7 separate regions of the Homo sapiens genome follow, and regions 2, 3, 4, 5, 6 and 7 are each linked to region 1. The links are chromatin loops, found by intact Hi-C in ENCODE. Cell type or tissue: HCT116. All regions are shown on one strand. Region 1 overlaps DYSF (dysferlin). Region 2 overlaps CYP26B1 (cytochrome P450 family 26 subfamily B member 1). Region 3 has its middle 150 kb from the start of CYP26B1. Region 4 overlaps EXOC6B (exocyst complex component 6B). Region 5 has its middle 280 kb from the start of CYP26B1. Region 6 has its middle 220 kb from the start of CYP26B1. Region 7 holds the start of SPR (sepiapterin reductase).

Region 1 (4,000 bases):
CGAAAACCAGTCAGGCGTGGCGGCGCGCGCCTGCAATCGCAGGCACTCGGCAGGCTGAGGCAGGAGAATCAGGCACGGAGGTTGCAGTGAGCAGAGATGGCGGCAGTACAGTCCAGCTTCGGCTCGGCATCAGAGGGAGACCGTGGAAAGAGAGGGAGAGGGAGACCGTGGGGAGAGGGAGAGGGAGAGGGAGACCGTGGGGAGAGGGGGAGGGAGAAGGAGAGGGAGAGGGAGAGGGAGACGGAGAGGGAGAGGGAGACGGAGAGGGAGAGGGAGAGGGCTCAAGCCTTCTTTTTTCCCTGTCACTCCTTTTATATTTTCCTTTACTTCTTTGCTCCTCGTCTGTTCTCTCCCGGCAGTTCTGCTTTGTTCCACAAAAACTACATCTTCTTGTACTCTACTGAGGATTCCAAATCATTTTCTGTAATATGCAGGTGAATGCTTTCCTGAATCTTATGGATGTGGTTTCCATATCCTGGTTGGCTCTCTGCCCTCTCCCTGCTTTATTCACTCTCCCACAAGATCTGTTCAGTGTTGGTATCTCTCACAGATAGGGTGTGTGGGTCTTTCTCTGTCCATCCATCTCCTCAGATCTTTAGCTGGAGGACAGGTTAACGTGCCCAGTTTCTGGCCGACTCTACCCAGTGCTCTTGAAGCTGGAGATCGTCTCCAGATTCTAGATCTGTAGGAGACCTCTAGGAGTTCTTCTCCTAGAAGAGGAGACTGGAGGAGATACCATTTTTAAAAATGTTCTTTTTTTTTTTTTTTTTGAGATGGAGTCTTGCTCTTTTCGCCCAGCCTGTAGTGCAGTGGTGTGATCTTGGCTCACTGCAACCTCTGCCTCCTGGGTTCAAGCGATTCTCCTGCCTCAGCCTTCCAAGGAGCCAGGATTACAGTTGTCTGCCACCATACCTGGCTAATATTTTTTATTTTTAGTAGAGACGGGGTTTCACCATGTGGGCCAGGCTGGTCTCGAACTCCTGACCTGAGGTGATCCACCTGCCTTGGCCTCCCAAATGTTAACATCGTTTTTAAGCAAGACATTGTTAACTTAGACTTCTAGCTGCTTGATGTCCTCAGATCCTTCCGTAAATGTAGGCAGCTATCAGAGGCATGTACCTGACATTGTTTTTCATTCACTTCATTCTTTTAGGAGATGCTTATTGAACATATGCCTTCTGTCAGGGGCTGGGCATAGAGGGTTGAACAAAGTATTCTTGGTCTCACCCTCAGGGAACTTAGAGTCCTGGCAGGCGACAAACAAATAGACAAATAAAAATATGGGTATAAGTTGTCTTAAGTGCCCTCGAAGAGAAGGACATGCATGGTGAAAGAGAATAACAGAGTAGGGGAGAGCTGCTTCTGCCTGACAGAATCAAGGAAGGCTTCTAGGAGGAGGTGTCTTAGGCTGCCAGAGGGGAAGCCACCGGCACGTGAGGAGTAGGAAAGAGTTCCAGGCAGAGGTGATGACATATTCCAAGGCCATGTGGCAAGAAAGAAATGAAAAGACTGGTTTGGCTGAGTTCTCTGAAACATTTAAAGGGCAACTTTTAATTATAGAAAATTTCAAGTACACGCAAAGGTAGAGAATTGTACAGTAAACTCCCAGATACCCTCCCTGAGCTTCCACATCTAGCTGCTCTCTGCCTTCTGATTTCCTTGTTGGAACTTTGGACTAGTCCCAGAAACGACCTTCCTGAAGGCACTGCGAACTTCCTCTTCCTGCCCCAGCCCCTCCCTTCCTCGCTGGGGGAACAATCTGTTCCGGGATGTGGCCCCTTCACTAATTGCTGTTCAGATAGTTTCTAAGGAGGGCTGTCTCCTGCACAGGTAGAGAGATTTGGGGGTGGTAATGCAGACAGAGGGTCACCTCACAGGTCAGTACTCTTGGTATGGAAGGAACCTCGTCTTCAGTTTTCTGACTGGCACTGTCTCTCATCTCTCAATCCAGGGGCAGACAGTGGTGGGGGCACACTGTGGCATTTCTGACTGTTTTCCGACAGTTGTGTTTCATGACGCTGCAGCCGTGCCTACCACCAGCCCCCTGATGGAGAGTTAACATCCCCCGACCTGTCTTCATTTCTATGCTGTGTGAGCCCTCACCTTTCTCTGTGTCCGCATGAGTGTGTTGGTGGGAAGGTAAGAAAGATGTTTATGTGGTCACTAGATGGCGCTCAGGTCACGGGCAACCCAGCATGCTGCGGAAGGCATTCAAAGTCGGGACCACCTTCCATCACAGATGGTTCTGGAAAGAAATGAGAATCTTCTTGCAACCAGCTAACCGGTTTTGAACATGCAGTTAAATAGCTTGATTTAAGTGGCAGTAAAAGAGTTAAACTTGTGCATCCAACTGGAGCTGTCCTTGATGACTCTCGGACTCTGCCGACCCGTTCCTGCAGAGGTGGGTCCCTTTCTGGGGCCAGGGCCTCTCTCCGGCCTTGAGGTCGGGCCCTTGCCTTGCTCGGGCCAAGCCTCCCCGACTTGCCTGCAGCCCCCTCAGAACGCGTCGCTCCAACTTTCCTTTCAGCCCTTTTTTATGTTGTTTCTCCACGTTGTGGGCTTGTAGCCCATTGGGGTGATAGACAACACTTCTATTTCCTCACTGCTCTCAAAGACCAAATGAAACTGAACTGTAAAAACAAGTTCTTTCTCTGTATTTCCCCGCCTCAGGGTTCACCAGATGATTTGGTTCAACTAGCAGTTTTTGTTTTTCTGTTTTTGTTTTTGTTTCCAGTGAGGGCAAGACCTGACACTAACCTTTTAAACACCTCTGCCCACAAATTTGCCTGGGCGCACTAGAGTGTTCCTTGGACCCTGTGCTCTGAAGTATTAAGTAAGAATTTTGTTTTTTAAAAAAGAGTGCTTTCCTTAGAAGCTGCAGGTCTTTTGAGAGGTAACAGGCACGTGAGCTCTGTGAAACATACACAGATTCTTTGATAACTTTATACATAGGAAACTCATGCTCCATAAATAGCACTTGTATCCTAGTGTTTTCCATAGTTAAGAAATCCAAAGTTAGTCTCCTTTTGTCTCTGGAATGTAGATGATGCTGATTTCCCAGCAGTTTTCAGTTTCTCCTCTTGCCTGGCGCAAGCGAGAGTCAGGCAGCCAGCCGCCATGGGCTTGGGGATGTGCCGAGAGGCAGAGGGAGCTGGCGGGGCAGACCGCAGGTGATGGCCTCAGCTTCTTCATGCATGTTCCGGGGACTGTGTGCAGGGCTGGGACTTGTGGCTCACTGGGCTGGGAGGTCCTGCTGTCTATCTCCTTCAGCTTCCCCCAGGTGAGGCAGCTGGGCTTCGTTGCTCGGGCCACAGAACTGGGAGCATTCATCTGTGTTTTGGGCTTCCACAGCCCCAGCTTCCTGGGCTGAGGGAAAACACAATAAAACACTTGTGTTTTGGCAGAACGGTGATGTGGACTAAATAGAGGCTTTGTCTTGGGTGGCTTCACTGGTCACTGTGCTCTTGAACTGTCTGCAGACACAGGGGCGAGAGCCCGGGATGGACCTTCACACCCAGAGACTGCGATCCGCCCCCAAGTCAGGAGTCATTGACCTAAGACACCAACAGGGCTGTGTCTTATTACACATTCCCAGTGCCTCCTCCTGCACCTGGTTAGGCTTGCTGAATGAACAAATGAATGAAAGAATGGGTGAATTAGGTTGGGTGCTGTGGCTCACACCTGTAATCCCAGCACTTTGGGAGGCTGAGGTGGGTGGATCACCTGAGTTCAGGAGTTCGAGACCAGCCTGGCTAACATGGTGAAACCCCATCTCCACTAAAAATACAAGAAATAGGTGGTGGTGGGCACCTGGAATCATAGCTACTTGGGAGGCTGAGGCAGAATTGCTGGAACCTGGGAGGCGGAGGTTGCAGTGAGCCGAGATTGGGCCACTGTGCTCCAGTGTGGGCAACAAGAGCAAGACACTGTCTCAATAAATAAATAAATAAAAAGAAAGAAAGAATGGGTGAATTAATGAAAAGGTGTGGTTGCGAGGCAG
Region 2 (4,000 bases), 600 kb after region 1:
CTGCTTCCAGCTAGGAGTGGGGCAGATGGAAGAGAGGACTTTGGGAGCCCCTTTCCAGTTCCTGAAATACATGCTGTATAAGGGAACGGGGGTGGGGGCAGGGATGCAACCCAGTCTCCTCGGTTTGACCGCTCCTTCTTTTGTCTGCCGTTAAGAATTACCCTTCACAGGCTGTTCAGAGAACGTCAAGTGCTACAGGATGCGTCGGCTAGTAGAGCGCTCCCCACCTTCGCCAAGACCACAGCACATGCGGCCCCTGACGGAGGGAGTCCGCCTCCCCACCTCCCCGGTCTGCCACCGCTCAGGGACGGGGGGCTGCCTCTCCCTTTCCTTAGGTTTCAAACCTGGGTGAGTCCTCTGACCCAGTGGAAAAAAATGGAGTGGGAGAGGTCGCGCAGCCTCCCTCCCGGCGGCTTAGGGCCCGCCCGCTGGCTCCGCTTTCGGGTTACTGCAGTTCAAACAGCACGTGCCGCCAGCGCTGGGAGCCTAGCGCAGCCGGGAGGGGCGGGGGCCTGTCCCGTGCGCGCCTCCTCCGCGCCTCCTCCAGTCGCTCGGGAAATCCAAGGGATAAACACCCACTTTCCCTTCCTCTTTCGGGGGGGGGTGGGTGCGCTTTGATCCCCGCTCGTGCCTCGCCTGCTCTCCCCCCGCCCGCCCTTCCCCCACGGCCCAGACCCGTGCGCTCCGCTGCCCAGGCTCGCCGCACCTCTCTGACCAGGCCCCGCCACCGCAGCCCACAAGCTGTCCCCAACCTCCACGCGCAGCCGCCTGCCCGCGACTCCCTTCAAGCAGCCTGTGGTGGGAAGGACAGCTTTGATTTTAGAATGATCGGTCTCCAGTCCTCGGAATTCCCTGGGAAACGTGGCGAAAAGGCGAACGCCGGCCAACTGTCCCGCCCCCTTCTTTTTCCAGCTCTGTGGAGCAAGGCAAGGACAGGCTTTGGACACCCCAGACCCCGCACGCTCAAGCTCTTCCAAGCCACCGTTGGGGGTGCCCATGACGCAGTCGGCCAGCAAGAAAAGGGACCAAGAGGAGGCCGGAGCAGGCCCTGGATCCGGACTCGAGGCCTTGTCGGCGGGGAACTGCGGAGTCTTCAAGCATGGTGTGCAAAGGGGGGCACAGATTCGGTAGGGGACATTCCCCGGGCTCCAGGAACTCCTTGCCCCGAGGTGGGGGAGGGATTGCGCGGAAGAAAACGGGCAGAGTTCTTACCTTGCGCTTGTTGCGGTGGATGTCGCCAATGGAATTGGACACCGTGTTGGGGCCCAGCAACATGCGGGTGCTGCGAGGCCACTCGGTGCTCACGAGGTGGTGCTCGCCCATGAGGATCTTGCGCACGTTCTCCGCGCCGGTCACGCGTATCAGCGGCCGCCCCAACAAATGCGTCTTGAACACGTTGCCATACTTCTCCCTCCGCGACGACTGGAAGCCAGAACCCTGCGGGAGCCACACCCGGGTCTCTCTCAGGGTGCACTTCTGCAGAGGGCCCGCGAGGGAGGGGCGGCGGACCCCAACCCGGGGTACAGTCACCTGCCCCCTCTCCCCACCAAACACACTCACACAGACGAGCACGCAGGTTTTATTTTTCATAGCGTGCACAAGAACTGCGAAGTAGGGCCTAGAGGATAATAAATAATGCAAGGAGGCGGAGGCCCAGGGGCACCCCCAGGAGGCTGTTTTTTGGTAATGACTTTCGAGAGGAAAGAGGTATCCCGGACAGCTGGACCCGAAGCGGGAGTCTCCGCCCCCACCCCCACCCCCACACCCCCACCCCGCGCTCGGGAGCCTCTCGGAATAAATATTTCCAGGCTCCGGGCCACGGGCTGGCGAGACCCCGCGGGGTGGCCGCAGGCCAAAGATTATTTATAGCGGTAAGCGGTCGGTGCCCGGAGGCAGCAACTACAGATGGGGGTTGGAGTTTCCTCCGCTCTCCGGTGTGGCCCGCGCAGGGACCCGGCGGCCCTCGGAGGACTCTGCAGGGCGGGGTCACGGGCCCAGAGCCGCGATTTTCCTAATGCATTTTGCCCTGGAAATAACGGAGACGGACTTTGGTTGCCGCCCTGGAGTTTGGAACCCGAGCGCGGGGCGGGGCGGGACCGGGCAGGGCGACCCGCGCAGGTAACCAGATCCCCGGTGGTGGCGGCGCAAGCCGAGGATGGCGGGGCCGGGGCCGGCCGGACTCTCGAAACGGCTGGCGGAGCCGGCCGGGCGCGGGTACCGGAAACCGTGGAGACCTCAGAGGGGCGGGGGCAAGGGCGTCCCGCTCACCTTTGACGTCGGCACTAGTTACCCCACCCCACGTTAACCCTTCTCCTGCCGGGGCAGCACCCGGCGCAAAGGGGAGGGGCGCCACCTGTCTAGCCGCCCCGCCTGCCAGCCCACGAGCGTACCGACTCGGGCTCCAGATCTACCCGCTCCTGCACCCCCGAGGGGACAACTCAGTCCCCCTAGCCCGGGTTGGTCCCCCTCCTCACTTTCCTTTTTTCCACAGAAAACTACTTCCAGCTAAATGTGCACACACGCCAGTACAGCCGAAAAGTGACTCTGCAGAACCCGGAGCCCTAATCACTTTTCCACATGCGCCTCCGGCCCGGCGCGCGACGGGGAACGAGCTGGGAGCGCCCGCGCAGCCAGGAGGGGGGCTGGGCCGCGGGAACGCTGTCCCCCTCCCAGGCTGGAAGGCGGGGATAATTCCCCCTGCCGTGCAGCCCTTCTAGACGGCGTCTACCCCTTTAAGAAAAATCTAGGCGGAGGTGGGGTGCGACAGAAGGGGTGGTGAGGCGAGGGTTTCCCTCCCTCCGTCTGCTATACCCGTCTCCCTCGCTCCGTCTCACTCTCCGTCTTTCCTCTCCTTCTTTTCCTCTGTTTTTCTTTTCTTTCAACACAAAAGTTGGGTTGTGAATTTTCCGAGGTCGCCGCCGCCTCGCCCCCACCCCCCGCCTCTGATCTGCCTAACTATAATTAAAGTGCGTTTTTTGTGGCATTAATAAAGAGTTATTTGTCCGCCGTTTCCACGGTCTTCACAAAGAGTACTTTCATAGGGGCGGCCGCTCGGGCCGCGAGTCCAATTTATACAAAAATGTTGTATTTTTAGCCCTGGGCTCTGTTTAGATGGCGCTCGGTGGAAACGGAGAGCCCTTGGAGGTCCCCCCGTAAAATCTGATAAATGACTCCGAAAAAATAACGCTGGGATTCAGAGGGCTCTCATTAACCCCTTAGGCGCTCCTGTACACGTACCCCCTATTTCCCTCCTCACCTCCAGATCTAGGGCCCCGGGTTGGAGGGATGGGGAGGCTTAGGTTTCCTCCTCCCTAACTTCTGTGCAGGTTGGACGCTGACCCCCAGGGGCTCTTGTGGGATTCGGAGAAAAGGTCATGGGGACCTGAGGGGGGGCAGAGAGGTCAGGAAACGAAGTGGGGGTGGGTGGTGACAGACCGTGGATTCAGCAGACTGGCTCTAAAAGGCGGGAGCCGTTGCCCAAGTTATTTTATTTCCTAAATTCGCGGCCCAAAGCCTAGAGCACCGCTGCAGTTGACACTTTAAGTGTGGTGGCGAGGGAAAGGCTCTGGGGATTTCTTTGCGGGGGGTGGGGGGGTGATACATCCATTGGTTGAAAGGACCCCCACCTCATTGCACGAACAACCCCAAAAAGAGATGGGCCTAATCCGGGACGTGGAAAGACCACAGGGCAGAGGAACTTCGAACCCCCTCCCCGCCCCCGCTCCGCTGTCACTCGTCCCGGGGCAGGGTGAGTGCGTGTGTGCGCGAGCGCGCGGATTGCACGCGTCTGTTAATTTCAAGCCAAGCTTTCGCACCTGTAAACCCACAGGTCGCAGCGCTCACCTTTCGCTTCACCTCTCTAGTGCGGGGATTGTCAGTTTCAGGACATCCCTGCTTCCCCTAACAGAACAAACGCGCGTACACACAAATACACCTCCCGCAGTTACTGCAGAGGCGCTCCGCTCCCCCACCCCAAGAAGAAAACCGGTGTGTATCACAT
Region 3 (4,000 bases), 450 kb after region 1:
AAACTCCTGAGCTCAAGTGATCCTCCTGCCTCGGTCTCCCAAAGCTCAGGGATTATAGGCTGACATTGTAATTTCTGTTGGTCCCAGCTCATCTCCCCAGCCTGACATCTGCTACAGTTGCTCACTCAGCTCAGTGGGCCCTGACATCACTGCAGGCTCCTTCCCGGGGTTCCATATCAATAAAGTCTTTGATTGGAGGCTACAGGACTAAGTAGAGAGAAGGAATTGGTCAGAGGGAAGAGGTCGAACTGTATGCCAAACTAGTGAAGGTTACCAGCTTAGCTCGGTTCTGTCTATTTTTCTTTCTCATTAGAGTCACTTATTGTGTGCATAGGGCTCTCTCAAGGTTCTCTTTCCCCCTTAGTTTACTGATCATCCTGGTTATTTGTGCTGGATGCTGAGATGGAGTTTGATAACTCTTTGTGGTGTTTCCTAATCCAGGCTCATAAGCCCTGTGTTTAGCAGAGACTCCTTTGCATCTGTGGTATTTGGTTGAGTAAGTGTATGGGCCCCTTTATTTAAATTATTTTACACAAGAGGTAGCTTTAAATGAATTCAGGTCTTGGATGAATTCTCAGAGCACCAAATATCATTGCAAATGTGATTACTGAACCATTGTTGATAATGTTTTTGAGGTCATAGAGAACTAGAGACGGGCCACAAAACAGAAGATTGACAAATGTTGAATATTTTTCACATAGGCGAGGTGGATAGCATGTGGAAATTGCAAACTGATAAGTGTGACATCTCTTACCAATAAGATACCAGGATGGACCACTGAGTAGACAGTTTCTGCACACTAAATCACCATGCATAAACATGGGTTCTCAAGAAATAGCTCATGCCAAATGACCTAGTCTGTTTATACTTGCTTATTTGAATCAAGGATCAGGAAGTACTATAGGCATGGCTCTTCCTGACTGCAGTGAGATATTTGAAGAAGTTTCTTTTGAAATCTTAGTAGATAAGATGGAGAAATGTGAGTTGGCTACTGGTTAATTAGGCGGATTTGTAACTGGCTGAACAACTATACCTAAAGAATATTGATAAAATATTTTTTAATCAACAACTCACACAAAAGTATTTATGACATGCTTATCATCATTTACAAATGATGCCAAACTGCAAGGGATAGCTAATAATTTGGATGACAAAATTAGGATTCTAAAGTATTTTGCCAGACTGGAACTTGGATTAAAGCTAACAACAACAAAGTGAATGGAGATAGTGTGGAGATTTTCCCTTCAGGTGTAAAAAAAGAAATTGTATAAGCACAGGAAGGGTAGACATGAGTTAGCAGTAATTCCTTGCATTAGTTGGGGATGCCTTTGGCTGCAAGTAACAAAAATACCTGATTCAAGATGGATAAGGCAATTTATCATCTCCTATAACAAGGAGACAGGCAAAGCAGCTGTGGGTGTGAAAGCTTTACTTCTCTGAGATACTCTAGGCTAGCAGTTGTCAACCAGGGCAGTTTTGCCCCCAGGAAACATTTGACTATACCTAGGAACATTTTTTGGTTGTCACAACTGGTAAGGTGGGAGTATGCTATGGCCTTTAGTGGACAGAGATGTCATGGATGCTGCTGAACATCCTACAATGTGCAGGATAGCTCCCACAACAAATAATTACATGGCCCAAAATGTCAGTAGTTCAAGACTCAGAAGCCCTGATTTTTTACAGTAATCCAGATCTACTGTCTGGAGCCTTCCCTGAAGTCACATGGGGGAAGGGTGGATAGCTGAGCAAAATTGGGATTTTTTAGGAAGGAAGAAAGGAGGGATGGATGTTGGAGAGTCCGCCATAAAGATACTACATTCATATCAAAAATATTTTTTAATTGATTATGAGCCAGGGTCACTGCCAGCCCAGAAAAGATCTTTGTGTGATTTAGAACTAAGGCACCCCCCTTCCTCAGAAACTTTACTGCCATCTGCTGGAAAAACTACTGAAGGAAATATGTAAATCTACAATAGGTTGTAAATAGAGCCCCCTAGAGTTGTGCCACACATAACCTCACGATAATTTACAGCATGCATCCCTTCTGTGAGTCTAACATGATCCAGCTATATAAAATGGCTGTCAAAGAAGTAGCTTAGGACTTTACAAACAGGAACCATGTGTCCCAAGTAAGGAAGGTCAAAATCTCACCATATCCTACATTGGTCACACCACAGCTGGAATTCTTGGTAAATTCTTGGTTTCATAGTTGAAGAATTTTTTTTTTAAGTGACCAAAGAAAGTTGGACTGGAGGAAGAAGTATCAAGGAGTCATAATATATGAGAAGTGTGTGTGGAGAAAGGAAGGAACTGGAGATGTAGAGCTGGTGAAGAAACACTAAAAGTCAACTGGAGCGTTATCTCCAAGTATCTGAAGGGTTTTAAGGGGATAAGGACCAGACTGAATCTGTGTTTCTCCAAAGGGCAAAACTGGGTCCAATGAGTGAAATCATAGACTCATGAGATATGGCTGGAAGTGACCTTGGTGGTCAACGAATCAAACCCATTTTTCAAACATCCCTCCTACAGTACTTCCACAGCAGCTACCCTGCCAGCACACCTTCAGTGTGATCTTTAGGTGATGCTAAAGTGTTTTACGTTACATTGAACTCTGCCTCCTCTGGCTCTCATCCATCATTCCCTGTCTCCTTAGCTGCTCTCTTGTGACAAGTAGGTTTCAGAGACAGATTTGCTCTACATAACAAAGGAAGTTTCACAACCAGGGTTTCCATCCAGTGGCTTCAAGTAGAAGATGGACTACCATTGGTCAGGGATCAGATCCCTCGTCTATCAAATGAAAGAGTTAAACCTAGAAGATTCTAAGTTATTTCCTGCTATCCAAGTGGATTATGGTCTCTGGGCTACAAAAGTAAGAGTTTGATGTTGCTGCCAAGTTTTTCTTCTCATTTCCTCATCCTCCCTGTACACGTTTGCACGATTTGGCACTTGATTTTACCATAATTAATTTAATCAGCCCCCAACTCATGAACCTTTAGAGTGTTTCCAATTTTTCATTATTACAAACCATACTGCAATAAACATTCTTATATATTACTTTGGGGCACTTGTGTAAATATTTTTATAGGTTAAGTTCCCAGGAATGGAATTGTTGAGTAAAAGGGATAGACATTTTGAACTTAATCTGCCTTAATGATTTGCATTAATTTACCCACACCAATACTGGACAATTGCACTTAATCATTTCTGTCAGACTGAAAAATCTGTATTTGATTTTTTACTTCTTTGATTATTAGAGAAGTTAAGCATTGATTTCTATGAATTGCTCCTCTTCATAATCCTTGTCCATTTTTGTATGAGTTATCAATATTTTGTAAAAGTTATTTATATATTGTGGATATTAATGACTTGTTCAGGTGTATTTATATTCAAATATTATTTCTAGTTTTGAATATGTCTTCTTAGATCTATTTAGATATTTTGCTAGAGAGAAGATTTTAATAAAATCTGACAATGTTTTATGTTATATATTTTAGGCTTTAAGTTATGCTTAAAAAGATGGAAATATTATGCAAATATTCTCCAATACTTTTATGGTAAGATGTTTCATGTTTCATATTTAATTACTTAGTCTGAATTTTTAAAATGCAGTGTCAATTTATTATGTACATTTTTTAAATGAATATCCAAATATTCTGATCCTATTTATTTAAAAAAATACCCTCTTCTATTATGATTGCCACTTATTTACATATTTACTTCCCATTTGTACATATGTGTATCTATTACACTTCCAATTCTCTTTCATTCAACAACTTACCTTTTTCTGTACTTGTATCGTACAATTTTTAATACTGTGGCTTTATGGTGCTTTTTGATTGCTCGTAGAATAAATTCCCTCCTAATTTTCTTCTTTTACAAAAAAATAGAATTGTTTTTCCTTGGAATTCAATTAAATTAATGGAGCAATTTGGGAATAATTGATATTGTTATAGAATTAAATCTACCCATCCAAGAACTTGTGTCTCTTCACTTACTAACT
Region 4 (4,000 bases), 1.0 Mb after region 1:
CTATTGTTCTCAAAAGTAAGATGTTCTTCCCCACTTACTTCCAATGCAAAATATACAAAAAGGGATCAAGGACTCCGGGGCACAAAGGAAGGTAGAACTTCCTTTAAAACTTTCATATTTTTAAAAAGCAAGCTTTCAACTAGAGAGTGATCATTTGCTCCCTTAACTCTATCCTCTTGCAGTACAGCAAAACCAAACGATTTCATAAGTCGTATTTTATTGAATCCCAAGTTAATTATATTTCCTTCACAATCAATAAAATATTGTCAGTGTTTCAAAAGCAATGAACAAATGAAAGTTATCATCTATTCAAAATGTATGTTATGGTACTGGCAGGAGGTGGTGAAGACTAAATACTGATATAAATATATAAATACATATAATATATATTAAAATGAAAATGTGACATTGAAGTCCATGAAAATCAAAAAAAGAAAAAGCCCTTCAGAGATCTTTTCTAACATGCTATGCTGTTTCATCAAGATCACTGATTCTATCCCTTCAGAGACCATCATTATAATAATGTGTCAAAGAAGCAGCTGACTGACTTCTGCTGACTGGGATGGAATAGAGGGAGAGGGGTACAAGGAATACAAACAGCAGCTAGATCTTAGAAAGCATCTAGGTGTTTTCATTTTCTTAGTTGTTCATTCTATTTGTAAGTAATTTTTACACACTTAACCACCTCTTTCTCAAGAGTACTTCATATATATTCTTCTCTGATTTCCTAATATAGAGAAATTGAGCAAGGTTTATTCCTCAAACACTTATCTCTCAAATCACTCTTTCTACTCTCCCAAAACCCAGTAGCACAGGTCTTGTTTCCTATTACTAATGTGTGTTCCACCATCACCTCATTTCCATCACACCTAAAATGGAACTCATCACCTTCCAATTACAATCCCCCTACCTAATACAGCCAGGCTCTTCTTAAACCACATTTGTTCATCATGTCAATTAGATATAAGGGAAATTGGGCAGGTGGGGAGAGGGATTTAAACAAGTCTAAACTTCATAATCTAACACTTAGATTCCACCATAATAGAAGCTAAACCTAATTTTCCAATGTACTTACCCAATACCCTCCAAGATGAATCTTCCAATTGGATGAGGCTCTACCTCCTAATACGCTGGGTAAATTTCCACTTCTATATCCTTAGTTACGCCATTTCTTTACCTGATTACCTTTCCTTGCCTCAATCTAACCCTTCCTACAAAACCCAAGTACAATTCTTCTTCCTTTAGGAAGCAATTTCTCACTGCTCTAACTCATGATGCTTCCTCTCTGTACTCCTACCTTCAGTCAAACACGTGTTAAAAGTCTACATGGTACCAAGCATTGTGTTGCACACTGGTGATACAAAGAAATAAGATGGAGACCCTGACCCCTGAATCTCACATCATACTATTACAGGAAGCAAATCAACAAATAAAGGATAAATATGATAAAAAATAAATATGATTTTTCAGAGATAAATGAAAAAAGTAACCATTCCAGAAGAATGAAGCAGCAGGAGAAGGACTATGTATGAAAAAAATATTATCCACTCAGGAAACGGCAAGTAACTTTGTATAATTAGAGTATAGGTTATAAAGGAATAACAGGAGATAAAGATGCTATATAAAGCAGTTTCAATGTTAGAGAAACAATGAAAGAATGTAAGCAGGGGAATAATGGATCAGCTTTACAATTCAGACAAACCCTCTAGGAGTCAAGGAGTGGTCAACTGAGAGAAGACAAAGACTGGAAATAGAAAATCTAATATACATCACTAAAACAGTCCAAATAACATTATGAGAACTTGAATAAAGGTAGCAACAGATTACAAGAAGCAAAAGTAACAGAATTAACTGACTTAAATGTGGTACATGGAAGAGAAGAAGGAAATAAGAATAACTACAAGTATTCTGGCCGTGATGACTAAACAGTGGGGCCATTCCAAGCAATAGGAACCATGAAAATAGTAAGTTGAATGCAGGATAAAAAAAGATGAGTTCCCTAAACCTGTTGGGTATCCAGGTGAAAATGACAGTAAAGCACCTCAGTGTATACAACTCTTTCAGGATAAGAAAAACACTTTACCATTCTTAGACTGCCCCAAGTCCAGAAAGTGGCATACACATAGTAAATTTAGATATTTATTATATAAAGGCAACAGGTAACAAAAGGGAATTCATGTGAAAATGAGATTTGGCCCAATAAAAACTTATAAAAGACTTGACTTGAGTGCTTTTCTACCCATTAGAAGTTAGAGGAGAGCCCACAAGCATGACCTAACCTGGACTGTCAAACTAATTCACTATTAACACTTCTAAAACTGTCAAAGTGTGTCTATGAGGCATCTTACACAGGCCATTAAATAAACATTTATTGTGGAATGCAGCTTCCAGGGCTACCTAGCAATAAGACTCAGAGAGTTAAAAATAATAAGAATCAAAAGCTAAAGGCTCCTGACTTTCTCAATCCAATACTGACCTCTAGTGGATTAGAGGCATACAAACAAATGACCTTTAGAATAAGAAACTAGTTGAAAAGAAGATTTAGGCCTTAGAGGCCAAATATAATTATATAGGCTTCAATAACAGGGGAGAAACAAAGCTTCTTGGAGAAAGATAGGTCTTACTCTGCAACTTATTAATTGGGCAGGTTACTTCTCTCTGCAATATCCTTATCTATATATATAAAAAAAAATTAATCAAACCTACCTCAAAGCTGCCACAAGGCTTAAATGAGAAAATACATGTGAAGTCTCTTGAATTAAAACAAACAAACAACAACAACAACGAAAAACAAAAAAAAGCAAGCTTTACCTATCTTGCCTCTGAAAAAGAAATAAGAATTTTTTTTTTTTTTTTTTTTTTTTTGGAGACAGGGTCTCACTGTCATCCAGGCTAGAGTGCAGTGGCGCGATATCGGCTCACTGCAACCTCTGCCTCCTGGGTTCAAGCGATTCTCATGCCTCAGCCTCCCAAGTAGCTAGGATTACAGGCACGTGCCACCATGCTCGGCTCTGTTTTTGTATTTTTAGTAGAGACATGGTTTCACCATGTTGGCCAGGCTGGTCTCGAACTCCTGACCTCAAATGATCCACCCAACTCGGCCTCCCAAAGTCCTGGGATTACAGGTGTGAGCCACCACACCCGGCCAGGAATCTTGTTTCACTATCTACTATGGAAACATCTGAAACCCAGCAATATTTCTATACATAATAATTAATGACATCTAATATCACTGTATAACAAATTTTGCATTTACATACATTTCAAGTGTTATGTTTCTGTAATGGACACCATTGGTGCTCCACTTAAATCCTCTGTTTCACCTCTTATTCCAGCTACCATCAGCAACCAGTTCTGAACAGGCCTGGAAGCATCACATAATATAACCTGACATCAGGTTACTTGGATACTTGGATACTTACAGTACACTTCTTGCTGCCTGCCCTAGGACTTTTCTAATACCAGAATGTGGAACCCCACAAGAAGTACTCAGCACTCCTGCAGCACAATCTGGAAGTAAAACAACCCTTGAAAAGGAGCTGACAGAAATGTTTCTTTGCTTTGTTCCTTCCATAGTCAGTTCCAAAAGTCCTCTCAGAGAGTCCCATGGATTAAGCAACCAGACTGCCCTAGCATTATACCATTGTACTGACTCTCCCACCTTCTCTTTTCATTCCTCCTAACTCTTACTTCTGTTCCATGAGATCATACAATTGAATAAACCAGTCACATATCAACTCCGCAGGCTAAGAGAAACCAAAGCTACAATAACATCCCATCAACAATACAGTAAAGTGGAATTGTGATCCCTTGTTTAGTGTCTGAAGCCCAAAGGATAACCATGAAAATAAATGTCAAAATCAAGATAGGAAGAATCCAAAGATGCCACTTCAAGTCTCACCAAACAAAATTAACTGTAAAAAAGCTGTAGTTTCAAACCAGGGTTTTTTCACACTTATCAGGACTGGCTCTGGACTACATCTTTCTTTGGCAACCCACT
Region 5 (4,000 bases), 330 kb after region 1:
GCACGGTGGTAGGGTCTGCAGGCTCTCCTCAACTCACTTCTCTTGAAGGGTGCTGCTCCTCGGAGGGACCACGACAGACCGGCTTTACCACTGTCCCTCAGTGTGTGATCTTGCAGAGTGCCCTTGATCTTCTGCATGTGAGTGGTCCTCTCCCATATTGTCAGTGATGCTGCACATTTCCTACTTACACATTTCTAATACTTTGGTCATTTCAATGAGAATCTTGGGGTGCGGCGAGTAGGAGGAAAGGAGGGAGAGACTCCTGTCCTCACATCGTTTTCTTACTCAGAACCCAGTCACTCTGTCCACCTGTCCATTCATCTAGTTAACTGTCCAGGAGGGTCAGATCTCGGTGAGTCTGGACCAAGTCTCAGCATCCTGTTTGCTTCTGACTCAGCTGACTTGGTCTCATCCTCCTTTTCGTATATCGGGAAACTGACCCCATAGTTCTGGATGTGTTTTTATGTGTCTGTGGATTATCTGATACTATATTTCTAGATCATTGGCCAGTCCAGAGGAACTCGATCAAATTCAGTTGAAATCAATAGGTATGGATGAACAAAAGACATTTCCTTAGAGAGGAGAAGGCACAGCCTGGCTGGGGTGGGGGACTGGTCAGGCTTCCAGCTCTATCATTAATAGGCTGGACTGTCCAGGGAAATAGCCTTCCTTTTGGGGGATATCAATTTTCCTCCTTTTTTATATGAAAGCATTGAATCTCTAAGGTCTTCCTCACTGCTATTTTTGGATTTTGCTGTGAGCCAGGCCCTGCTGTGGAAGAGACAAGAGAAAGGGGCTGGTCATGTTTCTGGTTAAAGAGGCAAGATGGATGCTTGCATCCGCTCGAGGAGCCCTGTACTGTCAGGCAAGAGTAAACTTGGTAACCAAGTATGGGATGCATAAGACTTTGCTGGGAAAACAAAGTGGAAGGGGCCAAAAGGAGAACACAGAGCAATTGGATAAGAAAGAAACGGTGGCAGTCAGGCGGGGTGGCTCACACTTGTAATCCCAACATTTTGGGAGGCCGAGGCGGGCGGATCTCTTGAGGTCAGGAGTTCGAGACCAGCCTGGCCAACACAGTGAAACCCCATCTCTACTAAAAAAATACAAAAATTAGCTGGGTGTGGTGGTAGGCGCCTGCAATCCCAGCTACTTGGGAGGCTGAGACAGGAGAATCGCTTGAACCCGGGAGGCAGAGGTTGCAGTGGGCTGAGATGTCGCCACTGCACTCCAGCCTGGGCGACAGAGTGAGACTCCGTCTCGAAAGAAAGAAAAGGAAGGAAGGAAGGAAGGAAGGAAGGAAGGAAGGAAGGAAGGAAGGAAGGGGAAAGAAAGAAAGGAAGGAAGAGAAGGAAGGAAAGAAAGAAAGAAAGAAAGAAAGAAAGAAAGAAAGAAAGAAAGAAAGAAAGAAAGAAAGGTGTGAAAAAAGAAAGACTAAAAATAAGAAAATAAGAGAGAGAAGGAGAATGAGCAGGAAAGAGGACAGGAGTGGTCAGATGCTGTGGAGTAACAGGGTGGGGAGGCCCAGGATTGGGCTGGGCTGGTGGGGGGTGGGGGGAGATGTACTGGGGAGGGTGTCATTCCTTCTGGATACTGTCTGAGGTGACAAACAAGCTCTAAAGGTCCCATATGTCCTAGTGGCTGCCTCCTTCTCACGTTACATTCACATTCCCAGCCCATCCCGAGCGCGGGAGAGGGAGAGGCAATGGTGCAGTGACGTCCCGGCCCACTAGGCGGCCGCGGGCTCCTCTGAATTCCAGGCTCAGCACAGAATTCAGCCCCTTGTAACCAGAGACCCATTTCCTATTTCCTCTGTTCCCTGGAGAAGATGGGATGGACTTGTGATGAAAGGGATTCTAAATAGAATAAAGGAAACACACACACACACACTTCATGGAAGCAGTTATTGTGTGTGAAAACTAGAACCACTGCAGAGGGGCTGAGGCCAGCCACCACCCATTCTTACCTGGTTTCCTCCTGTCTCTGAAAGCCAGCAGATAGGGGTGGGGGATGGGTTTGGGTCCAGGGTTAGGGTCTATCTTTGGTTAGGGTTAGAGTCAATTGATGGTCAGTATCAGGATCCATATGAGGCCAAGGTCAAGGCTCTGTCTGAGGTCAGGGTTGGAATTATACTGTATTTGGGAAGCAAAGTAACTATGGGATTGCATAAGAAATGAACCATGATGTTCTCTAAGGAAAAAAACCAGGGATGATTCCATGGAGGGGCTAAGCTTCTAGTAAGACCTTGAAAGAGAAACCTGGCAGTGGCAGAGGAAGACCTTGAGGGACTGAAAAGAATGGCTGGACACAATTGAAGGTAATATCAGTGCAAGTCCCCAAGAGATGCTGCCTCCTGATCAGAGTCCAGCTCATCAGCAGATGCTATGTGACCTCCCTCCTGAGTGAGAAGGAGAAGGAAGACACCTGAGCTCCCAGGCCACCCTCCCTGGCCCTGTGGGGGAAGAGGATTCTCCACTGGGTTTGGCCAAGGGCACCTTTCCACACATTCCTGGCCCTGAGTGCCCCTCGGCCCGGTGTTTGCACTTGGGCTGCCAGGGCAGGGGCTGGTGTCAGGCAGGGCGGACACAACCTGGAAATAGGGAGCGGCCGTGGAAACAATGTGGGTCTGGCAAAAGCTCGCTGGCCATGCCCAGGCTAGAGATGGGCTGGGCTGCCCCTGGGGAAGCTGGGGCCTGGGGACATGGAGCAGAAGGGGCCCACTCAGCCCAGAGCCACCTTCTCCAGGCCTCACCATCATGGCCACCGAATCTGATGGCTGCAGGAGGCCCAAGGGCCATCCACCATGTTCCCTGACGGTTTTTATTATGGTCTGCAGCATGCTTTTCAGCTCTGCTTTCTCAAATGATAGCCACTGGAAACACTGCCCTTCTCTCCAGGCCCTTCTGCAGGTATTCCCACACTTGCCGGCCGTCTCCCACCTCCATGAGCGTGGCCTTCGCCCATTAGTCAAAGGCTCCCTGAAGACAGTCCCCTTAGTCAGCAAGTGGTTCTCTGAAAGGCTTTCTTTCTCCTCAATATGAGGAAGGGGCTTCCTGAGGAAACGGTCCCCTCAGCAATCTGGAAAAAGCCCGAGGAAACACCGCACCTCCCCATCAGTCTGGAGACTCTCAGAAGGGATACTTCTCCTATCAGTCTAGGGGCTCCCTGACAGGGTTCCTCCCTCAGAGTCTCCATCATTGTGGTTAATCAAGGAAGGGTCTTCTCCATCAGTGTGGGGTCCTTGAGGGGATGCCTTCCCCTGCAGTGTGGGGTTCCTAAGAAGATACCCCCAGCAGTGTGGGGCCCCTGAGGGGATGCCCTAAGTAGTGTGGGTCCCCTGAGGGCCACAGCTTCAGCAGATTGGGCAACTCTTGCCAATTCCTGGACAAGAGCAGTCAAAGTAAAGTGGAGGTGTCAACCAAGAATCTGAGTCACGCTCAAGTTGATGGTCAGGATAGGATGCCAGTCCACGCCCATGCAGGTTTTAAAAAGAAAATGATGGTGGGCATCATAATGCTTATGAAGCTGGTAATGAAGAGGGCAGTGATACCTGGTGGTGGTGCCAGTGATGGTATGGATGTGGTGAGAAGCTGGAGGCCTTGTGTTTGGTAGTGTCAGTGACGGTGGAAGAGGCAGTGCTGGATGTGGTGGGGAGAACTAGGGAGGTGGTATTGATGGTGGTTGCAACAGTGGGGGTGGCCACAATTATGGATGAGGTTGGCACTGGTGGTGGAAGTGGTGGGTACTGTAAACCAATCGCCACCTGCTGGAGACCTGCCCTAAAAGAAAAGGGTCCTGTGCCAAGGAGAGCAGAGAGTTGAGGGAAGAAGAGGGACATTTATCCAGAATAGCTGGGGGAGAAGCTAAACCATAGTGGAAAGGGGAAACCAAAGCTGTATTTGTATTCAAAAGTGGTTCAAGTTAGACCTGAAACAGGAGCACCAGTGACCAAATCTGAAGCTGTGGAAGTTATAAGCATCTCAAAGTGTGATCCCAGGAC
Region 6 (4,000 bases), 380 kb after region 1:
GGTGGCCAGATGATAAAGGACATGGAGTCATGAGGCAGTGGTGGCAACAGTTAATAGAAATAAGAAAAGACCTGTTTGATTAAGCCACGTCTTTCCTTCCCAGACCCCCTTTTCTCTCCCTGGGCTGTATTCAAACCCCATTGCATTTGGAGGGAAATCCAACCCATGTGTTTCTGATTCATTTACACTTAACTCATCAAAATCCTGTTTTGAAAGAGGCCATTGGATGGTCTACAAAGTCTGAGCAAAGCTCCCTGCCGCCGCGGGCTGGTTGTGGACTCACCAAATACCCCTTCTAATCCACCAGGCCTGTGGGCAGGCTCTGCACCACAGTGAAGGCTGTCTGAGTGTCTGCTCCCCAGCCTCGGCCCCCTTGGAGCCCTCCCTCACCGCCTTCTGCCTCTTTGAGAACTCCCAGGCTGCCTGCGAGGGTCTGGAAAACTCACACATCCCTGAGGGACAGGCACAAAACATGCCACCCTTCCTGGGCCAAAGCTATGTTTAAAATGAACTTGTAAAGCAAATGCTGAACCCAAAAGAGGGAGGCTCATGGTGAGATCACAGGCATGGGTGGTGCATTTCAGGGGCCTGCAGAGGCCTCCATCACAGTAGGATGCTGTGCTCATCTTAGAGATAAGTGATGGGAGAGATGAGCAGTTGCCTTGTTGCCCAGGACTGTCTCCCACCCAGAGTCAGAACCTAAGTTATTTCTCAGCCTCGGACCTTCTTGGATTGGATTTGAAAGAGAAGTCAGTCTTCCCTCAAGAGCAGGACACCTAGTTCCCATCTTTGGGGCTTGGCAAATTTTCATGGGTCTGTGTGGGGTGGTGTCAGCTACTGGTGCAAAGGCAAGTTCTCCCAGGCAGACATTTGGAAGTCATTAAGCCAAAATATGGTTGACTCAGATACAAAGCATGCCAGAGCTAGAAAAGACCTTGGAGAACTTTGTGGTCCAGCCCCCATGCTTACAGATCAGTCCCCATGAGATCCCCCTCCAGAAGGAGTTGGAGTAAGCCAAGCTCCTCCAACTTGCTGTGTTGGGAGAGCATGGGGTGTGGTCAGGAGAGACAGGAAGTTTGGGTCCCCTCCAAGCAAGGCCTAAGATGAAACACATGGGAACCAAGAATGGAACTAAAAGAGTGAGGACCTAGGTCCTTCCATGTGACCATTACAATGGGCTTTGACTTCGGGGCAACCCCTTCCTTGCGTTGTTCCCTTTGCCCCGTGGTTACTGGAGGGACAAATCTTCAGAACTTGCTAAGAGGGTGTATGCAGTTGGGAACCAGAAGGCAAGCAGTGCTCTGTGGGAAGCTGAGGGGGACACCAGAGGCTGACTGAAACAAGAGGGTAGATGGATGAATAATAACAGAACTGTTTACTGGGGGTCCTTCAACCGTGGAGCTCAGAGAGGTTCAGTAATTTTTCCCATATCACACAGCTACTAAGTGTTGGCACCAGAGTCCAAATCTACATCATCCTGGCTCTAAAAGTCATGCAACCAAATAAATAGTCAGGGGATGGGAGCACAGAGGGGGAAAGAAAGCTAGACATGGCTCTGTGCTCACTGTTGTGCAGGGTTGATACTCAAGGAAGCTCCCAGAAGGAGGTGCTGTGTGCAGGGTCTGGAAGGAGAGGAGCAGCAAGGCTTATGGTGGAGGGGAGGAGGATGGTCCAAATGGAGGGATCAGGTGGGAGCCAGTTGAGGCGCAGCTGCTCTGGGCACTAATGGCATGTGGTGGTTGCACCTGGAACCTACCAGCAGGTGGCAGTATTTCAGAACAAGAAGAGCGTCAAGTCGGTTAGGATAGTGATAGAAAGTAGAGATGCTGAGCTCTTAGCGTGTATTCCAGGCATTGTCGTAAACATATTATACAGAGCATTTCATTGAAGCTGCACGACAACTCTTTGAGATAGGTACTATTATTAGCCTCATTTTCCACATGAGAAGGGTTTAGTAAGGGTTTAGTAAGAGAAGGGTTTAGTACGTTGCTCAAGGCCTCAGAGGCAGGAAATACTGGAACCAAGATTCTTACCAGGCAGTCTAAACCCAGGCCTAAGTCTCTGTAGTTGTAACATCATAACTCAACTGATAGGCAGATACTGCATTTCTACCATGCATTTAGCATTGCACTGGGCTAGGGACTCAAAAGAGATCTAGACAATATCCTTGCTCCTGGGGCCCAGCCAGCTGATTTGGGTTTTACAAATCAATGATTCTAAGCCTCATAATGATTGACAATAGGTACATGCAGGGCAGCAGGTGGTGGGGCTGAGCAATGACCAGAGTCCTCAGACCCGGACTCAAAGCCTGGCTCCTCCACTTGCTGGCTGGGTGGCCTTGGGTATGTTCATTGATGTCAGAGGGCCTCAGTTTTTTCATCCATCTATAATTGGGTATAATATTGACCTCATGAGGATGAAATGTGAGAACACATGTAGAGAATTAGGCATGGAGTAGATCATGTGTTTTACCAAAATGACAGCAAATATCAAATACAAAAGGCAATGGGAGCCTAGAGGAGCAGTCTTGAAGTGAGTTTCCAAGACTGAGCAGTTTGGCTGACAGAGGAGGGTGAGGAGTGCAGCCTAGGAGGGAAACACTGACAAGCCATGGAGATTAACAGGCCATGATGCCTGAAAAAACACGAGCAGGGAGGAAAGGAGCTCAGTGAGCACCCTGGAATTCCATGGAACCAGGCACTGCCATGGGCTCAAGGACTGGGAAACATCACCTTCAGAGGGTTTCAAAACGAGCTGGATTTAAACAAGCAAGCAGATGGCACCAAGCACTCCATCAGCACACGGTCATTCAACCAGCATCTCATGGGCCCACTAAGTGCCAACCACGCTTCTTGAGTTGGTCCAGCCTGGGCTTTTCTTCCTGCACTGTAGGGGTGTCTCTGCAGTTGCTCAGAGCACTGTCTTCCCCTCAACTGGACCCAACATGCTCCGGCCCCTGCTCTGCCCAGAACGTCTGTGAGCAACCTGGTTCTTGTCAGAAGTTCCTGACAAGCTCTGCAAAATCCAGCCCTCTTGTGACTCCACCAGACATACCCCCAGGGGAAGAAAGGGTACCCCACCAGGGCAGGAGGTGGCAAGACAGTCTCTGCCCCCCGGGAGGGGTGAGTCATTCAGGGAGGATGCCTGCCTCAGGCACTGTGGGAGATGAGGAGGAGCCCCGTGTATCTGCAAGCACAGGGTCACCTGAGGGCGTGCAGAGCTGGAAGAAGCTGAGGCATTCAGGCAGCAGGGCCTGTGCCTCCTCTCCGCCTCCATTTCTGACTTCCAAGTCTTCAGAAGCGACAGCTAGGACATCCTCTGGCTCCCCTCCAGCCACACTGTGCCTCCCGCACACACACCTCCCTCTGATTCTAGCCCTCCTTCTCGAGATATGGCAGGAACTAAGGCCAGTGGCTCTTCAGGGTGGATGGGGGTTGACACGAGGGTGCATCTGGCTCTGGTGCTATCTGCACAGAGGTGCGTTCCTTCCCTAGGCCCCCCACTCACACCCAGAAACATGATCATTCATTCCATCATACACCCAGCTGGGGCTGGGGGAGGCCATGACAGGTGGGCCAGCAGGGGTGGTGGGGATGGGGCGCCGCGATCTTCTCCCAACCCCCTCAAAAGACAGATATGTCCCCTCTGAACATGCTGGGGGAGATTATTTTAACAAGCACTTTTGTACCAGGAAATCAGTGTGTTTAACCTAACAAGCAAAGAACAGCCCAGCGGGGCCCATAAATCTAGTTCCCACCTATTAATTTTACGGCCTACATAAAGCAGTGTTGAAGTCCAAAGTATATGTGACCTAAAAAGGCATTGCTCATTCTGACACATATACGACGTGGCCAGGACTCGAACCCTGACCCTGACCCTCACTCCAGGAAGCCAGCTCCCAAGCCTTACAGAGTGCAGAGGCTCATGCTGCAGAAACCCACCCAGGCTCCTTGTGAAAGAACAGGACAGCTGGAGGCAACAACTGTGGAGAGGGCTGGAG
Region 7 (4,000 bases), 1.3 Mb after region 1:
TTGTTCCCTCCTTTTCTTCAAAAATCTGGCAAATGGTAGAAATTTAACAAATGTCAAATGAATGGATGGATGGGATCGTGCTTTCATCAACCTGTCTTCTAAGGCCTGGAGAGCAGGGAGAAGCTATTAAAATTCTTTAAATAGTAAGCTGTTGGGCCAATGAGATCTTTATCTTCAGTGTGAATAGGTAAGTGAAAAGCAGGGCAACTTCAAATGGTATACACATATACAGAGTCTTATCAGCGTTAAAATACCAAAAGCTTAAAAAACAATTAGCCAGGCGTGGTGGTGCGCACCTGTAATCCTAGCTACTCAGGAGCCTGAGGTGGAAGGATTGCTTGAGCCCAAGAATTCAAGGCTGCAGTAAACTGTGATCACACCTCTGCACTTCAGTTTGGGCCACAGAGCGAGACTCTGTCAAAAAAAAGAAAAAAGAAAAGAAAAAAGCCTTCCTCCAAGTTGTTTCTTCCTTAGAGTTGGCAATAATAGTGGAAAGGCGGTAACTTTGCTGTTTAGCCCCAGGGGAGGGATCAGCCCTGTGGGGAATTGGGCTAAGTTATCAGAGGTTACTTACTGCCCTTGCTAAACTCTAAAGAGATTCGTTTTTTAAAAACTGACACACAATATTTGGACATATGTATATACACAATGGAATACCACTCGGCCACTAAGAAGGAAACCATGAAGAGATTCCTTTTTAATATATGTAGCTGCATGCCAACTTGTCTCACGTTCCTCCTCTCCTAGAAAAAAAAAAATGTGGATTTTTCTGAAGCACCTGCCTGGAGGTACAGACAGATGATTGCGCAAACTTGAAGCTGAAAGTGGATGGAATTGCTGCCAGGGAGACTGTAGCATGAGCAGGAGCAGAATCCTGGGGAACACACTTTTAGGGACAGGAGTCAGAAATCTCAGAGAAGCAGGGGTTACTGGTGGGATCACGGAGCTGCTCAGGGCCTAGTAAAAGGGAAAGGTTTTAATATCATTTGGAGCCACTGTGGTTCTCCCAGAGGAAGCTCCTGTCATCCAGAGAGCGGTGAGCTCCCAAACAAGCAGAGACTTCAATTCCTAAACAGGCATAAGCTTCATTCAGGGTGTTCACTGGCCACGACCAGGGACGCCCAGCACCCAGTGCAGGGCCTGCCCTGGAAGAGGTCAGTAGTGCAAAGTTAGGGCTGGAACTGGGAGGAAATTCGAGCATGCGTCCCAGCCGGAGGCTGAGCTTGCGGGCGAAGAACACGGCAGCGCTGGGAACCGGGCTAGGGCTTTCCGTGTGGGCCGCGCCTGCCGGCCCTCTCTGTTGTCCCACTTGGCACGGACTGGGCTACCGCCACGGTTTGACTTCCGCCACCAGCAACCAAGGGAACCAGATCCCAAGGGAACCAGCACCCCTGGGCGCTCGCGGCCCGAAGCCTGAGGTTCCCGCCCCGCCCCGGCAGGGCGGCCCCGCCGACACCCGTAGCGGTCCCGCCCCCCGCGGCCGCACCGCCTCCTGCCTGGTCTCGGGTGCCAGCGCCGCCGGCGGAGAACAGGAGCATGGAGGGCGGGCTGGGGCGTGCTGTGTGCTTGCTGACCGGGGCCTCCCGCGGCTTCGGCCGGACGCTGGCCCCGCTCCTGGCCTCGCTGCTGTCGCCCGGCTCCGTGCTTGTCCTTAGCGCCCGCAACGACGAGGCACTGCGCCAGCTGGAGGCCGAGCTGGGCGCCGAGCGGTCTGGCCTGCGCGTGGTGCGGGTGCCCGCCGACCTGGGCGCCGAGGCCGGCTTGCAGCAGCTGCTCGGCGCCCTGCGCGAGCTCCCCCGGCCCAAGGGGCTGCAGCGACTGCTGCTTATCAACAACGCGGGTAAGACCCCGGGGCTGGAGCGGACTCCCCATGTGAGCGCCCACTTCCTCCACCGCTGGGGAATTTAAGGGCTACTCCTAGGGGTCAGATAGGACGCCTAGAAATCTAAAGCCCTAGTTGTTCCAGCTTGAGTAGCAAGTGGAGGCGAGGTGTACAGGAAGACTCGGTGCCGTCGGGACAACAGTCTGCCCCCACTTCCTGGAAAATTGGCCAGCCGGGTTTTCCAAAGCGCCTGTAGAACTTTCCCGAGCCCCTTGCTCTGCGCCCTCTGGCGGAGGCCTGAGTCAGGGCTTGGAGTCTCCAAACAAGTAAACTCTCTGCTTCTCCAAAGGACCGCTAGAGCTTTCCTTCAGCCCCACGGCAAGGCAGGTGCCTTCTCATTCTGCAGCTTGGGATGGCTAGGTTCCCCAGCTGTGTCTTTCCGCAGAGCTGGGGAAGAGAGAAGCCTCTTCAGAAGCGCTAGGCAGCTTCCTCCTCTAGGTCTGCATGGGAAGAGGATATCTGGAGGAACTTGGGAGGGCTGGGGAAGAAGAAAGCCCCGCCTGCACTGAGTTACTCCTAAGGGTTGGTTTTTCAGGCTCTCTTGGGGATGTGTCCAAAGGCTTCGTGGACCTGAGTGACTCCACTCAAGTGAACAACTACTGGGCACTGAACTTGACCTCCATGCTCTGCCTGACTTCCAGCGTCCTGAAGGCCTTCCCGGACAGTCCTGGCCTCAACAGAACCGTGGTTAACATCTCGTCCCTCTGTGCCCTGCAACCTTTCAAAGGCTGGGCGCTGTACTGTGCAGGAAAGGCTGCTCGTGATATGCTGTTCCAGGTCCTGGCGCTGGAGGAACCTAATGTGAGGGTGCTGAACTATGCCCCAGGTAGGTGGGAAGTCCTGCCGTCCCTGTCCTCCAGAACCCACTGGTGCGCCTCTGGGGGCTGGGCAAGCGGCCTAGTCCGCCCCCTCCAGGAAACAACCCACAGGATTTTGTCCTTGAATCTTGACCCATCACCCCTTAGGGGAAATACAGACCCAGGGGAAATAGAGGTGGCAGGGGCCGGGGATACTGGTAGAGAGTGAGGAGTTTCCTGGACTGGAGGGTGGGGCAGGAAGGTCTGAGGTATTAGATGGAGTTTGGGAGAAGACTGGGGTTTGAGTTCCAGGCCTTCCTCATGTGAAATGGGGAAGACGCTCCCTGCCTCACAGGGCACTTGGGAAGACTGAATGAGATACTGTATGTGAAAATGACCCTGACCTGTGAAGTGTTGCCTCATTGTTAAATAGGACTGACCACACTGTATTGTCTGCATATGTTTGCTTGCCTCCTTCCCTCCCTTGACAGGAAAGCCTTTGCACTATGCAGATGTGTGTTCCTAACACCTAGCAAAGCACTACACTAAGGCAAGCTGCAGGACATGCTAGCTGTATGGAGAGCAGACAGACTTTGTTGAGTGCTGACCATCCCTGGCTGAACTGTGCTGGAACACTATTGAGGATTCTGGGATAAATAGAATAGATCCCTTGCTCTCATGAACGCCAAAGGACAGGGAGTCTTGTGATACTGGGTCTAGTTTCTGATGCCACAGCGCCCCTGTCTTAATAGTGAGGAGTCTCTTTTAGGCTTGAGGTTGCTGCAATCAGAAGGTGGTGACAGAGCAGCCATGGAAAGCCTGAGCAACTTGGGCAGAAATCCAGTAGCCTGTGTCCCTGGGGAATAGGGTCAGGCTCCCAGGGCAGACAGGTAGAATGGCCTGCACAAAGCACAGATGTGGCAGGGCTGGATCCCACCTTGCTTTCAAGTTCTTCCTCATGTTCTCCAGTACCCCAGCCCCTACCACCCCTGCCCCCCAACACACATGCACAATTATTCTCACAACCAACATTCAACTCATCATCCACTCTGAATTCAGCCCAAGGATTCGCACAAACAACAGTGACCAAATGTAAGCTACAACCAGGAGCAGAGCAGACTCCAGAAGTCCACATGGCTGCGTTTGGTCTCAGGAGGCTGCCCTGGGCATTATGAGGGAGCTGAGATTTTCAGGAGGTCCCCAGGGCCTGAACCAAGGCAGAGGCCAGTCTGGTTTTCATTTCGGTCTCAGGAAGAATGTTCTAACAGGTGCTCAGAGATGGAATGGGCTGTTTGGAAAGGCAGCAAGTCCTCTCTCAGCA

Evidence for each region. Peaks named below come from ENCODE experiments on the same cell type or tissue, not always from the same donor. Only the 100,000 strongest peaks of a DNase experiment are listed, where the experiment ranks them.
Region 2: a loop joins it to region 1, with 6 times the contacts of the local background. A loop is called at or near these places in 104 of 110 quality-filtered maps.
Region 3: it touches region 1 in a loop (6-fold over the local background); 25 of 110 quality-filtered maps call a loop at or near these places.
Region 4: it touches region 1 in a loop (12-fold over the local background); 51 of 110 quality-filtered maps call a loop at or near these places.
Region 5: it touches region 1 in a loop (7-fold over the local background); 2 of 110 quality-filtered maps call a loop at or near these places.
Region 6: a loop joins it to region 1, with 16 times the contacts of the local background. A loop is called at or near these places in 34 of 110 quality-filtered maps.
Region 7: a loop joins it to region 1, with 11 times the contacts of the local background. A loop is called at or near these places in 8 of 110 quality-filtered maps.

The regions. Positions count from the first base shown.
Region 1 is chr2:71,543,707-71,547,706 of GRCh38, forward strand. The region is part of intron 17 of DYSF (dysferlin); the gene reads left to right. Among named protein-coding and RNA genes, the nearest start is that of DYSF, 79 kb to the left of the region's middle. RefSeq lists an enhancer at 2,041-2,120. In HCT116, CTCF peaks have their summits at 2,171 (motif pointing right) and 2,370; a DNase peak (open chromatin) is centred at 2,155; H3K4me3 peaks cover 900 bases; H3K27ac peaks cover 651 bases.
Region 2 is chr2:72,142,777-72,146,776 of GRCh38, forward strand. It overlaps CYP26B1 (cytochrome P450 family 26 subfamily B member 1), which reads right to left. Exons shown (of 6, transcript NM_019885.4): 2 at 1,213-1,437. Among named protein-coding and RNA genes, the nearest start is that of CYP26B1, 3.1 kb to the right of the region's middle. RefSeq lists an enhancer at 3,762-4,000. In HCT116, no CTCF peak of the experiment used is centred here; DNase peaks (open chromatin) are centred at 2,295 and 2,745; H3K4me3 peaks cover 2,637 bases; H3K27ac peaks cover 1,085 bases.
Region 3 is chr2:71,993,307-71,997,306 of GRCh38, forward strand. No RefSeq gene overlaps it. Among named protein-coding and RNA genes, the nearest start is that of CYP26B1, 150 kb to the right of the region's middle. In HCT116, a CTCF peak has its summit at 1,974 (motif pointing left); a DNase peak (open chromatin) is centred at 1,975.
Region 4 is chr2:72,577,296-72,581,295 of GRCh38, forward strand. All of the region lies in intron 6 of EXOC6B (exocyst complex component 6B), which reads right to left. Among named protein-coding and RNA genes, the nearest start is that of EXOC6B, 250 kb to the right of the region's middle. In HCT116, a CTCF peak has its summit at 2,489 (motif pointing left); a DNase peak (open chromatin) is centred at 2,466.
Region 5 is chr2:71,870,039-71,874,038 of GRCh38, forward strand. No RefSeq gene overlaps it. Among named protein-coding and RNA genes, the nearest start is that of CYP26B1, 280 kb to the right of the region's middle. In HCT116, a CTCF peak has its summit at 1,718; a DNase peak (open chromatin) is centred at 1,723.
Region 6 is chr2:71,922,373-71,926,372 of GRCh38, forward strand. No RefSeq gene overlaps it. Among named protein-coding and RNA genes, the nearest start is that of CYP26B1, 220 kb to the right of the region's middle. In HCT116, a CTCF peak has its summit at 1,735 (motif pointing right); a DNase peak (open chromatin) is centred at 1,749.
Region 7 is chr2:72,885,897-72,889,896 of GRCh38, forward strand. SPR (sepiapterin reductase) reads left to right here and starts at 1,512. Exons shown (of 3, transcript NM_003124.5): 1 at 1,512-1,840; 2 at 2,418-2,708. The coding sequence starts at 1,537. RefSeq lists silencers at 1,364-1,753, 2,392-2,566. In HCT116, a CTCF peak has its summit at 2,126 (motif pointing left); DNase peaks (open chromatin) are centred at 1,455 and 2,085; H3K4me3 peaks cover 2,340 bases; H3K27ac peaks cover 2,038 bases.